Regions from separate parts of the Homo sapiens genome. Here region 2 is linked to region 1. Evidence: chromatin contacts called from ENCODE Hi-C or POLR2A ChIA-PET data. All regions are on one chromosome and are shown on one strand. Each heading gives the region's core, a stretch centred on a gene start or an enhancer-like site at or near the end of the contact. The rest is flanking DNA. Distances are from core to core; before and after follow the strand shown. Region 1 overlaps CASK (calcium/calmodulin dependent serine protein kinase). Region 2 overlaps CASK (calcium/calmodulin dependent serine protein kinase).

What was found. A loop is a pair of places that touch in the nucleus more often than their neighbours do. ChIA-PET counts read pairs that join two places held with the same protein, here RNA polymerase II (POLR2A). Pooled maps may share reads with other maps.
Region 2: a map of aorta shows a loop between it and region 1 (5-fold over the local background). The contact joins two enhancer-like sites. A Hi-C loop is called at or near these places in 6 of 168 maps with a recorded cell type or tissue (aorta, ascending aorta, chondrocyte and 2 more), 5 of 37 single-sample maps with no recorded cell type and 13 of 50 pooled maps. POLR2A ChIA-PET finds 5 or more read pairs at or near these places in 1 of 52 experiments (T-cell).

The regions. Positions count from the first base shown.
Region 1 is chrX:41,557,349-41,561,351 of GRCh38, reverse strand. CASK (calcium/calmodulin dependent serine protein kinase) reads left to right here. Exons shown (of 27, transcript NM_001367721.1): 18 at 1,505-1,573. Among named protein-coding and RNA genes, the nearest start is that of CASK-AS1, 42 kb to the right of the region's middle. Within about 2 kb of position 1,476, at least 5 of the 41 ENCODE cell types and tissues checked have a DNase peak (open chromatin) inside an H3K27ac peak, as active enhancers do.
Region 2 is chrX:41,702,365-41,709,313 of GRCh38, reverse strand. The region is part of intron 5 of CASK (calcium/calmodulin dependent serine protein kinase); the gene reads left to right. Among named protein-coding and RNA genes, the nearest start is that of GPR34, 17 kb to the right of the region's middle. RefSeq lists an enhancer at 1,950-1,999. Within about 2 kb of position 3,178, at least 3 of the 41 ENCODE cell types and tissues checked have a DNase peak (open chromatin) inside an H3K27ac peak, as active enhancers do.

The DNA.
Region 1 (4,003 bases), core at 227-2,726:
AGCAGTGTGGGCTTTAACACTCTCCTTTTATCCTTTATCTCCTGTTTCTTACCAAGCAGATGATTAAAGAAAACCTTTTCAGTGTTTGTACATGTGAACTAGTTTCTCACTGACCTCAACTCTCCTGACATCAGCAGTGTCAGAAACCTCTTTCCTGTTGAGCTGAGTCATAGCCAGCTGTCGTGGATTTCTCTACAGCATAGAAGGGAGGAAAGCCACGGTAGACCAGGCCATTTTTGACCATACATATCCAAAATCTGTATTCAAATTAGGCTTTGGATTTTTTAAAAAGGCAAAATGACAGCCTTTGCCTATGTTCATTGTCATAGCAAGCAGACAGAGGTGTTTGGGGCCTCTGATCCCTTTTCCCACTGCAGTGTAGTAGCACCCAGGTTATGAATACCTATTAAGTATGAAATAAGCTTCACAGACTCACCAAACATTTTTTTTTCTTTTTTTTGAGACGGAGTTTTGCTCTTGTTGCCCAGGCTGGAGTGCAATGGCGTGATCTCAGCTCACTGCAACCTCTGCCCCCCGAGTTCAAGGGATTCTCCTGCCTCAGCCTCCCAAGTAGCTGGGATTACAGGCATGCGCTACCACACCCTGCTAATGTTTGCATTTTTAGTAGAGACGGGGTTTCTCCATGTTGGCCAGGCTGGTCTCGAACTCCCGACCTCAGGTGATCCACCAGCCTTGGCCTCCCAAAGTACCGGGATGACAGGTGTGAGCCACCACTCCCAGCCCAAAATTTTTTTTTAAAAAAAAGCCAAAATTAATAAGCAAAAAGTGGCTGGGTGCGGTGGCTCATGCCTGTAATCCCAGCACTTTGGGAGGCCAAGGTGGGTGAATCACCTGAAGTCGGGAGTTTGAGACCAGCCTGGCCAACATGGTGAAACCCCGTCTCTACTAAAAATACAAACATTAGCAAGGCATGGTGGCGCGTGCCTATAATCCCAGCTACCCGGGAGGCTGAGGCAGGAGAATCACTGGAACCTGGAAGGCAGAGTTTGCAGTGAGCCGAGATGGTGCCACTGCACTGCAGCCTGGATGACAGAGCGAGACTCTGTCTCAAAAAAATAAATAAATAAAAAATTTTTAAAAGTAAAAAGCATATTCTATGGGGTACACCATTATAATGTGGCATACTCAATGTAATTTTTATGTAATTACCTAGTCTATTGTCTAATTCAATGTATATTCACTTTTGAAAGGCATGTCACTTAGAAAGTTTTGTATTCACATCTATAAAAAGGTGACCATTGAAGATCTGTGAGACCATTGCTGTATGAGCAAAAGGCAATTGGCTGCTGGGCTTTTCCCAGGAACTTACTCTACTGTTAACTCGAGCAGTCCCTGCTTCATGACTACATTTCATTTTCCGGCTATGTGCTCTCAGATGGCTTGTGCTAATTGCCCCCATGTGTTTTGAGTGGCTTCTTACATGGTTTTGTGAACAATTGTTTGTAAGAAAACTTTTCTTTCTTTCCCACCACCCCCCCTCCAGAGGGAAATGCGGGGGAGTATTACCTTCAAGATTGTGCCAAGTTACCGCACTCAGTCTTCGTCCTGTGAGGTAATGACTCTAACAAACCACCCCCATCTGCTCTGAGTTCTTAACTAACTGTCTGCTGATGGCTGTATGTTTTTGCTTTCTGGGAAATTGTTTCTGCCTGTGCTGTTAGATCACTGCACACCAATTTTACAACAAAGATAACGGAACAGAGTAGGTCCCATCCACCTACTCAGCCCTGCTTCCATGTGGATCTCCTCAGCACTTTGAACTTTTTGCAGGCTGAAATCTGAGCAAAATGTAGAGAAGTTACAAATGATGACATAAGGCTTAATAAGGAAAAAACGGAGTGTCTGAGGGAAAAAAACTAAAGGCCATAATTGCAGTAATATTTCCAGGAAGTTCATTCACTTCCCTTGTTAAGAAATCACATAGATAGTTCTTCTTTCTAAGGATCTGAGAAGTGATCTATTTCTGTTGAGATACAGTTGTTCATACAATTGTGACAGGTCTCTAGATGGAAGTTAAGTCTGCAATGAATTGATAATTGACTTCACTAGAGGGAAATAGGCTTTTGCAACCTTTTGTAAAACTGTTTAAATTTAGAATGGTATGTGATCTGTAAACAAGTAAGTTTTCTAGAGTAATACAGCCCCAAAGTTTCTTTCTTAAAATAGGCTTATCCTGTAGAAATTATAGTTCTTCCAACCTATATTATTCAGTTTTGTGTTGGTTGTTAAATGAGATTCAAAAATCTATTCTTTTTGTATTGGAAATATAAATGGGCATAAATGATATCATCCTTTGGTCATTGCACGTTCAGCTCGAGTGTTATTTATTGAAGCTTGTTCTTTCATGTGCATCTTCCGAGAGTATGTGCATCAATATGAAGTACACACTTCCTAAAGTTTATTTTTAAGACTGACAGGTAACTTATTGGATTTGTACTTAGGAGAACCTGAGAGAGAATTGTAATACTTCTAGTCTCTAGTGATGGTGTAAATTTCATAAGAAAAATCAGAGGCTTCATATTTTTTAAAAGCCTATTGAAGATACATATTAAAATGTATAGTTTTGTCAAGTATATTTTTGGTGAGCCATGGCAATTGAGGTGTCCGTTGTAACGGGTCTTGAGCTCCTCTTGGTGGCTTTTTATGGAACTTCAATTAATAGTATATTTCAAAAGAAAATGCAGAATTGCTTCTGTTCCAGGATTCAGAGTATTGAAATTTGTTACCTAGAACACAAACTTTGCTGGGAAACAAAGAATGTCACACTTAACATTCTATGTAAATAATTTTAATATTCCAGAGTTACAGATGTCCTTATATCATTTCTCATCTGTTGAAGAAATTTAGTAAATACAATTGACTTTTGTCTTTTTGGCTAACTAACCAGAAGGTACTGTTAGTTATTAATACAACATAAGTTTCTCTTTTTTTTTTTAAATGGTCGAACTAGTTTGGGGTGGAACCAGTATCATAGATGTAAATTCTATGTTCTTGAGTAAGAAGAACCCCTCTTACCTTCTTTGCCTTTGAATAGTAGAAAAAATAATGATACTTCTCTCCTAGCTCCACCTCCAGCCTTTTTGGCCCTCCTGTTCCCTGGCAGAATTCAAGCTTGTGGTTGGACTCTTCCCAGCTAGGGCAATACTTCAAAAAAAAAAAAAGAAGGCTCTCTGGCCACCTGCATCTGCATCCCCCAGGTCCTTGGTTAAAGAGTAGACCCCTGCCCCTCACCCTGGCTCTACTGACTTGAGTCTCTGCGGGTGGCACCTGGAGATCAGTCTTGCTCACTAACATATGAGAATGCTCTTCTAAGGGATCTCATTACCTTTAAGGCTGACAGGTTCTAGAAATGCTCTTAAGTCATCTGGGGAAAAAAAATGTCTTTTAAAAAGACATGCACATTTCTAAGGCTTAAAAGAACTCTACAGAAGCAAAAATTAAAAAGTACTTATTTCCTTCCTCTCCTTGTTCTTATCGTTAAAGTTGATTTGGACACTAAGGGAATGGAGCCTGGAAAATATTTTGAGTGTATAGAATAGTAGAGAGAAAGCAAGCGATAGAGGAGCCTGGATATAGGAAGAGTGGCTGTGGCTCCTAGGATCTTTGCTGGAAGTGTAATATTGTTATAGGCTTGAGATTATTGTTTTAATCAATCTGCTAAAATAGTCTTAAAAAAAGAGTTCTTCTCTGATGTATATCTCTTTTACCCTTACTAGTAATAATATTTATTCTATAATAGAAAGATTCTGAGGTGATTGTAACATGTGAAATCTTAGGTTTGTTTCTCTTCAGATTGGGTCAGTTAGTAACTCTTGACACAGGTACTAAAAATTATTAAATACTTTTCAAACCTAATCTTTAATAAAAATTAGGCAGTTGGGATCTTCAGCACGATAATTTATGGTAATGTTTGTCATCTTATACTTGATAGGGTTTTAATATCAAGTCACTCTTCTGGGTCTCATTAAAAGAAAGAAAAGGT
Region 2 (6,949 bases), core at 1,929-4,428, 150 kb before region 1:
TTGTAATTGATAAGTAATCTGAAGGTGATATTTTAAGACTCTATGAGTATACTGTGTTTCCCTTTCACCCACTGGATTTTGACATTCTTCGATGATTCTCTTCTTGCCTAAATCAGCTGTTTCCTTGGTGGTGGCATCTTGGTAATCTTTTGGTGAATGGATATATTAGATTTGAAGTAGTCCTTTTAAGACATCTTTTGGTGAGTGGATGTATTACATTTGAAGTAGTCCTTTTAAGACATCACTCTAAACAAGTCTTGTTGTTTTATATTATTTCTCAAACAGCACTGTATGTGGCATAGTTTCTAATATTTTCATGTTGCCTCTTCTTCCCTTTCCTCTATCAAAAGCCAGCCTAAAAATGTATGGTTTTAATAAACCTACAAATAAAGTATTGAACTTGGAAGTATAAGTTCTCTAGAGTTCCAGAAATATCTGGAGAAAAAAAAAACTGGAAAGAAGAAACCTGCGTTAAATTTTATAATAACACTGAAAAAAGTCTTTAAGAGGGTCACTTTTTTAATAGTGCCTTGGCCAGCAGAGGGTAATATATTACCAGCCCTAGTTAAACCACTTTTGCTGACGCATAAACTGCCCACATTGCACTATTTTCCAGCTAGAAACATAAAGCAATAGAAAAGTTTGGGGATTTTTTGAAGCTCTAATACAACAATAAATTTCTTTTAGTAGCTGAAAACCACTTTACACATGATAGAAAAAAAGTAATTGTATAGACAATGGATTTCTGTCCTTAAGATGAAAGCCCGGTGCCACTCATCTGCCCTTAATAGGGTATGTCCTTTAGGGATAGTTTTTGTTTTGTTTTGTACTAGTGATTATCACAAGAGTTACTTTTGTAAAGTATTCACAACTACAGTTATCCTAGTGGTAGAAAGAAAGTCTTACATTTCAGTATGTGAAAGTTTTTATTACTGTATCTTTTAGTTTTTCTTTAACTTTTTTTAATCATAGAAATTGATGGACATAGTTTTAAAAGTCAAATAACACTGAAAAGCTTGTAATAAAAACATGTTATGTCTATTAATAAATGTAATTTAAAGTATTTTCACCTAATGAAGACAGTATAGGAGAAATCACCTCTATCCTCGACTATAGTCACTTCCTCCTGTCAGTGTAACAACTTACGCTACATATCCCTTCCACTTAAGTGGTAATTTTTTTTTTTTTTTTTTTTTTGAGATGGAGTCTCGCTCTGTCGCCAGGCTGGACTGCAGTGGCGCGATCTCGGCTCACTGCAACCTCCAACTCCCTGGTTCAAGAGATTATCCTGCCTTAGCCTCCCGAGTAGCTGGGATTACAGGCACGCGCCACCACGCCCAGCTAATTTTTGTATTTTTAGTAGAGACAGGATTTCACCATATTGGCCAGGATGGTCTCGATCTCCTGACTTCGTGATCCACCAACCTCAGCCTCCCAAAGTGAAGAGATAGCTTATAATAACCATTCCCTCTTTATTCAGCTCTCTTCATCAGGGGGAGCATGTACTTGTTTTTATCTCCTAGAACAAGTGGTTTGTTACTAAATCTTCAGCAGCTCCACTACTCCCTGCCCTTCATTGGTTTGGAAGGTACATTCTGTCTCTCTCTCTTTCTCTCTCTCGCTCTCTCATGCACACACACAAAGCTTTCAAGTAAAATAACTCAAGGCATTGTCTTTTTTGTTAAATTACTATATTTATTGTCATCTTTTTAGAAATCAGTGCTACACATATTCTTCATTTATATTTTTTATGCATCATTTATCTATTGCTGCATACTTAACTACCCCTAGACTTGGTGGCTTAACACAAGAACCATTTATTCACTCTCAATTCTGCAATTTGTTCTAGACTCAGCTGGGTAGTTCTGTTTGTCTCACCTGGTGGTCATTCATGCAGCTTAGTCATCTGTCAGCTCAGCTGAGGCTAGCTGGTTCAACATGGCCTCACTCACGTGTCTGGAGCATCACCTGGAAGAGTTGAGCAGGCTGTGCCCCTCTCTCCATGTGATCTTTCATCCTGGGCTTCTTTACAATGTGATGGTCTCAGGTTCCAAGAGGGCAAAACTGGAAGCTGCAAGGTCTCTTAAGGCCTTATTCAAATGTCATACAATGTCTACCACATTTTATTGGTCAAAGCAAGTCTTAATACCTGCCCAGATTCAACTGGGAAAGTAGACTCCACCTCTGGATGAGAAGAGTGGCCAGGAATTGGGGGCAATTTTTAATCTAACACATTTCCTTGGATGTGCTTTCAACTTTAATGTTCTAACTAGACTTGTTATATTTTCTCCTTGAAATGCAGTGAATTGGCTCTTTCTTTAGGGATTACTATAGTATGTGTATCTCAGAGTTCGTAGTTTCCTGGGTAATATTCCTAAAAGAAAAGGAAATTTTGCTTTGTGAGAGATACCCACCCTGTCCCACTTTGGTCTTGGAGCTGTCATGTTGTTTTGGTTGTTTCTTGTATTAAAAGGTATATTCAGTGTGCCATGAATCCAGCTGGGTACAGTGGCACTTGCCTGTGGTCCCTACTACGTGGGAGACTGAGGCAGGAAAATCGCTTGAGCCCAGGAGTTTGAGGCTACAGTGAACTATGATCGTGCCACTGCACTCCAGCCTAGGTGACAGAGTGGGACTGTGTCTCTAAAAAAAAGTATATGTGTATATGTATATATAATATGCCATGAATCCATGATGTTTCCTTTGTGCTTTTTATCTTCTATAAATCCTCTCCCTTTACCTTCTCTTTCCAGAATATTAATCTAACTTTTCAATAAAACCAGAAGAAAAGTCTGTTGCTCTTGCTTCCCAATAGCTAGTTTGATCCTGAGAGCTGGATAAGTTCATTGACATCTTCAATACCAGAGCTTAAAAGGATGTAGAAAGATGATTAGTCTAGCATGGTGGGGTAGCTTTCCCTCCTACCATGCTTATTCCCTCCTACCATTATTCAAGGTTTCATTATTTTCAGGATCATAAATGTCAAACTACTGGGCCATGAGACTTGCATTCACTTACTTAGCTGCATCCTCTCCCTACTTGCCACATCTTTTTGGAACCCTGTAATCAGTCCCCACAAGAGCTGACCCTGTGTGTTCCTGTGTTTTTCAAGTTTCACTAGCCACAAAGGGGAACTGAATATGAACATGCATGCAAACCTCACCAGTTCCCTTTGCAGCCAGCTGAAAGTTATTTTTCATGTAGAGGAAACAGTGTTTTTCTTTTGAGAACAAACTGAATTTCCACACAAATATGAAGTGTTTCATCTTCTGACAGTTCAGAGGACCCAAGAGAAGAGGGCACCAAATTGTGAGAAAGGCCATTAAAAGAGAAACTAGGAAAACAAAGAGACAAACTGAATTGGGGAAGAGAGAGGTGCTGCTGAGTACAGGAAAGGAAAAAAGCAGACCACGGGGAGGGGTGCCGGGGTGCTAGAAAGTCTCAATAAGTAATGGCACACAGGACAAGGCAGGAAATGTAGGAAGGAACTGTCTGCAAAGGGCCTATAATAGCTATGCCAGCAGTATTAATGGAAGGCATTAAGAACTTTTGGTTTAGAAATTTGCTGTTGGACAAAATTTCAAAATATACCACATTTACGTGATTACTGGGCCTGCCTGAGTTCATGCTATGGAGCCAGGTTTAGATGAAGGTGCCTTGTCCTCACTTCAGAATGCAATATGGTGACCTGTTTGGTGTCTCTGATTAGACGGAGAAAAACCAAGAATCAGATATGTATTAACATCTCTTCTAATTTTTTTTTTTTAGAAGATCTCTGTCACCCAGGCTTGAGTGCAGTAACATGATCGTAGTTCACTGTAGCCTCAAACTCCTGGGCTCAAGTGATCCTCCCACCTCAGTCTCCTGAGTAGCTGGGACTACAGGCACATGCCACCATGCCCAGTTAATTTTTTAATATTTTGTAGAGACTGCTTCGCTATGTTGCCCAGGCTGGTCTGGAACTCCTGAGCTCAAGCAATCCTCCCACCTCAGCCTCCCAGAATGCTGGGATTACAGGCATGAGCCACTGTGCCTGGCCCAACATTTCTTCTAATGGCATCCTGCCAGGTGCCCTCACACTCTCCTCCTTACTTGCTCAAGTTTCAGAGTATGGTTCTGATTAGCATAAAATACAATGGATCTGTTACCTCTCCTGTCCTGGACATTGCTATTATTAGTGAAAGCTGAGGCTGAATAAAATAACTCTTTCTGAGTTACTTCCCCCACCTCCCTTGATCCAGATCAACTTCCACTATGTATCTTCCTAGTTCTGATGTTTACCCTCAGCTTCTAGCCATTCCATTTTATGTATTTTCTCTGCCTTTCCCTTGGCATTTGGGTATTTAGATACCATATATTGCATGTTTCTACTTGGCCAGGTACATTTATTTACTCATTGAGTCCTCCTAACAACCCTATGAGTTAGGTACTACTATAATTCCTGTTTTCTTAGTAGAGGAAATAGAGCTTACCCAATGTTACATTGTAAGTGATGGCAGCAGAAATAACTCAGGCAGTCTGACTGCATCATTCACCCTTTTAACCAGTCTTTTATGCTGCCTCTCAGTTTGTTATTTAATAATGCTTAATATTATTGGGATAAGAAAACCTATTGGATTCAGCCTTACCATAATTCTTGCCATGGCCTTAATGATGGGACCATAATAATCCGTATACATTGGCCAAGATCAATCCCCTGGACTGTGTTGGATGGGCAATACCAACATTTTTCTAGCACTTTTTTTCTTCTAATTTTCCCTCATCTCCTAGTGAACAGCCAATTCTTTCTGTAGATATGCTAATGCATTTAATCAGGTCATCTCCTGGTCTAAGAGACTTTCTGTCTCTGAAGTTGTTTTACATATTTGTACTCAGGTATTTGGATTTTGTAGTTGAACTCTTAGAAAACATTTCTATTTTCATGTTCTCAAGGAACACCTGATTTCGACTCCTCTATACTATTTATAACTGAAATACCAAGCTATCTAATTATAAGATAATTTCATCTGCAAGTTCTTTAGCTTGGTCCTTGAGGAATGCATAAGTGCCAGTGTTTATTTCAATTTATTGATTAGAAAAATTTTTAGCTTTGCTTCTAGTGTCTGACAAAAGAAACCATAAGCAAAGTAAAAGACAAGTGCATAGTGTTAGAAGTTATTTGCAAACTATATAAATAACAAAGGATTTAGAACCCAGAATATATAAAGAACTACTTCAACAATTTTTTAAAAAGAAAAAGGAAAAAAAAAGATAAGCAACTCATTAGGGGAAAAGGGAGGGGGAGGGGTATAGATATGAATAGGCCATTCACCCAAGAAGAAAACTGAATGAGCAAAAAGTATATGAAATGATGCTTCATTTCACTAGTAATCAGGGAAGTGCAAATTAAAACCACAATGAGATACCATTTCATACCTACCAGATTGGCAAAAATTAGTAAATCTGATAAAACCAAGTGTTGGTAAGGTTGTGGGTAAACAGGAACTCATTTCTGCCTTGTAGTGAGATGGGCATATAAATTGGTAAAATCACTTTGGAAAGCAATTTGTCAAAACTGAGATAAGCTGAAAATGTACATACCCTTACAACCAAGCATTTCTGCTTTTAGGTGTTAGCCATAAACTTCACACATGGGCATTGGGTATACAAAAGAATTCACTTGAGCATGGTTTCAATTAGTGGAAAAAGTGGAAACCACCAAATTGCCCATTGTTAGGGGAAATGGAGAAATGAACCATTGTTTATTCATGCAGTAAAACACTACATCAGTGAAAATGAATGAACAAGACCTACATGAGTCTACATAGATAAACAAAATTTGAGTGAAAAGAGTTACAAAGAATGTAATAGTAAGATACCATTTGTGTAAATTTTTAAAAGAAAAAGTGCATATTGTTATGCATATGTATGTTGTAAAAGCACAAAAATATACGTCAGAGTGATATACACCAACTTCAGGAAAGAGGTTTCCTCAGGGAAGGATGTGAAGTGAGCTTTAATATATCTAACATTTTGGATGATGTATACGGGTATGAAAAAACTTTTAAGTAAAACGAAAATGTTAACATCTTTTCAATTGGGGTGATGGGTACTTAGCTGCCTGTTATGTTGTGTTTTTCCATTTTTGTATGTTTGAAACGTTTTATAACTAAAAACTATTTATATGTGAAATTACCAAAAAAGAATATAAGTGTAACAGTTAACTGTTGCTCCCAAAAAACTTGCATGACTTATTAAAGCAAAAAGAGATTCCATGTATCATCAACACCTGTATCCAAACCATAATTAGAAGGCCTTTCCATCTTCTGATGGTTCTTTATGCATTTCATGGGCCAGAAGCAAAACTAATAAGGGTAGGATGCTCTAATTTGATTCCATTTTTTTTCTTCTATTCAACCTGTATGAGTTTGTTCTGGATTATCGTACATGTTTCAGAGAGAGCTTCCAGAGTATATAAATGTGTGATGGTTAGAAGACTAGTTTTAAAGATTGTTTTTTGTTTTTGTTTTTGTTTTTGTTTTGAGACAGAGTCTCACTCTTTCATCAGGCTGGAGTGCAGTGGTGCAATCTCAGCTCACTGCAACCTCCACCTGCCAGGTTCAAGCGATTCTCCTGCCTCAGCCTCCCGAGTAGCTGGGACTACAGGTGCGTGCCACCACACCCAGCTAATTTTTGTATTTTTAGTAGAGACGGGGTTTCACCATGTTGGCCAGGATGGTGTCGATCTCTTGACCTCGTGATCTGCCCGCCTTGGCCTCCCAAAGTGCTGGAATTACAGGCGTGAGCCACCACGCCTGGCAAAGATTTTGTTTCTTTGGCATCACACAATTATGATGAGTGGTAAGCAGAAATTTTTGCCCCCAATACATATTAATGGCAATTTATGTTTTTTTATTTTATTGTAATTTATTTATTTATTTATGTTTTTGAGACGAAGTTTTGCTCTTGT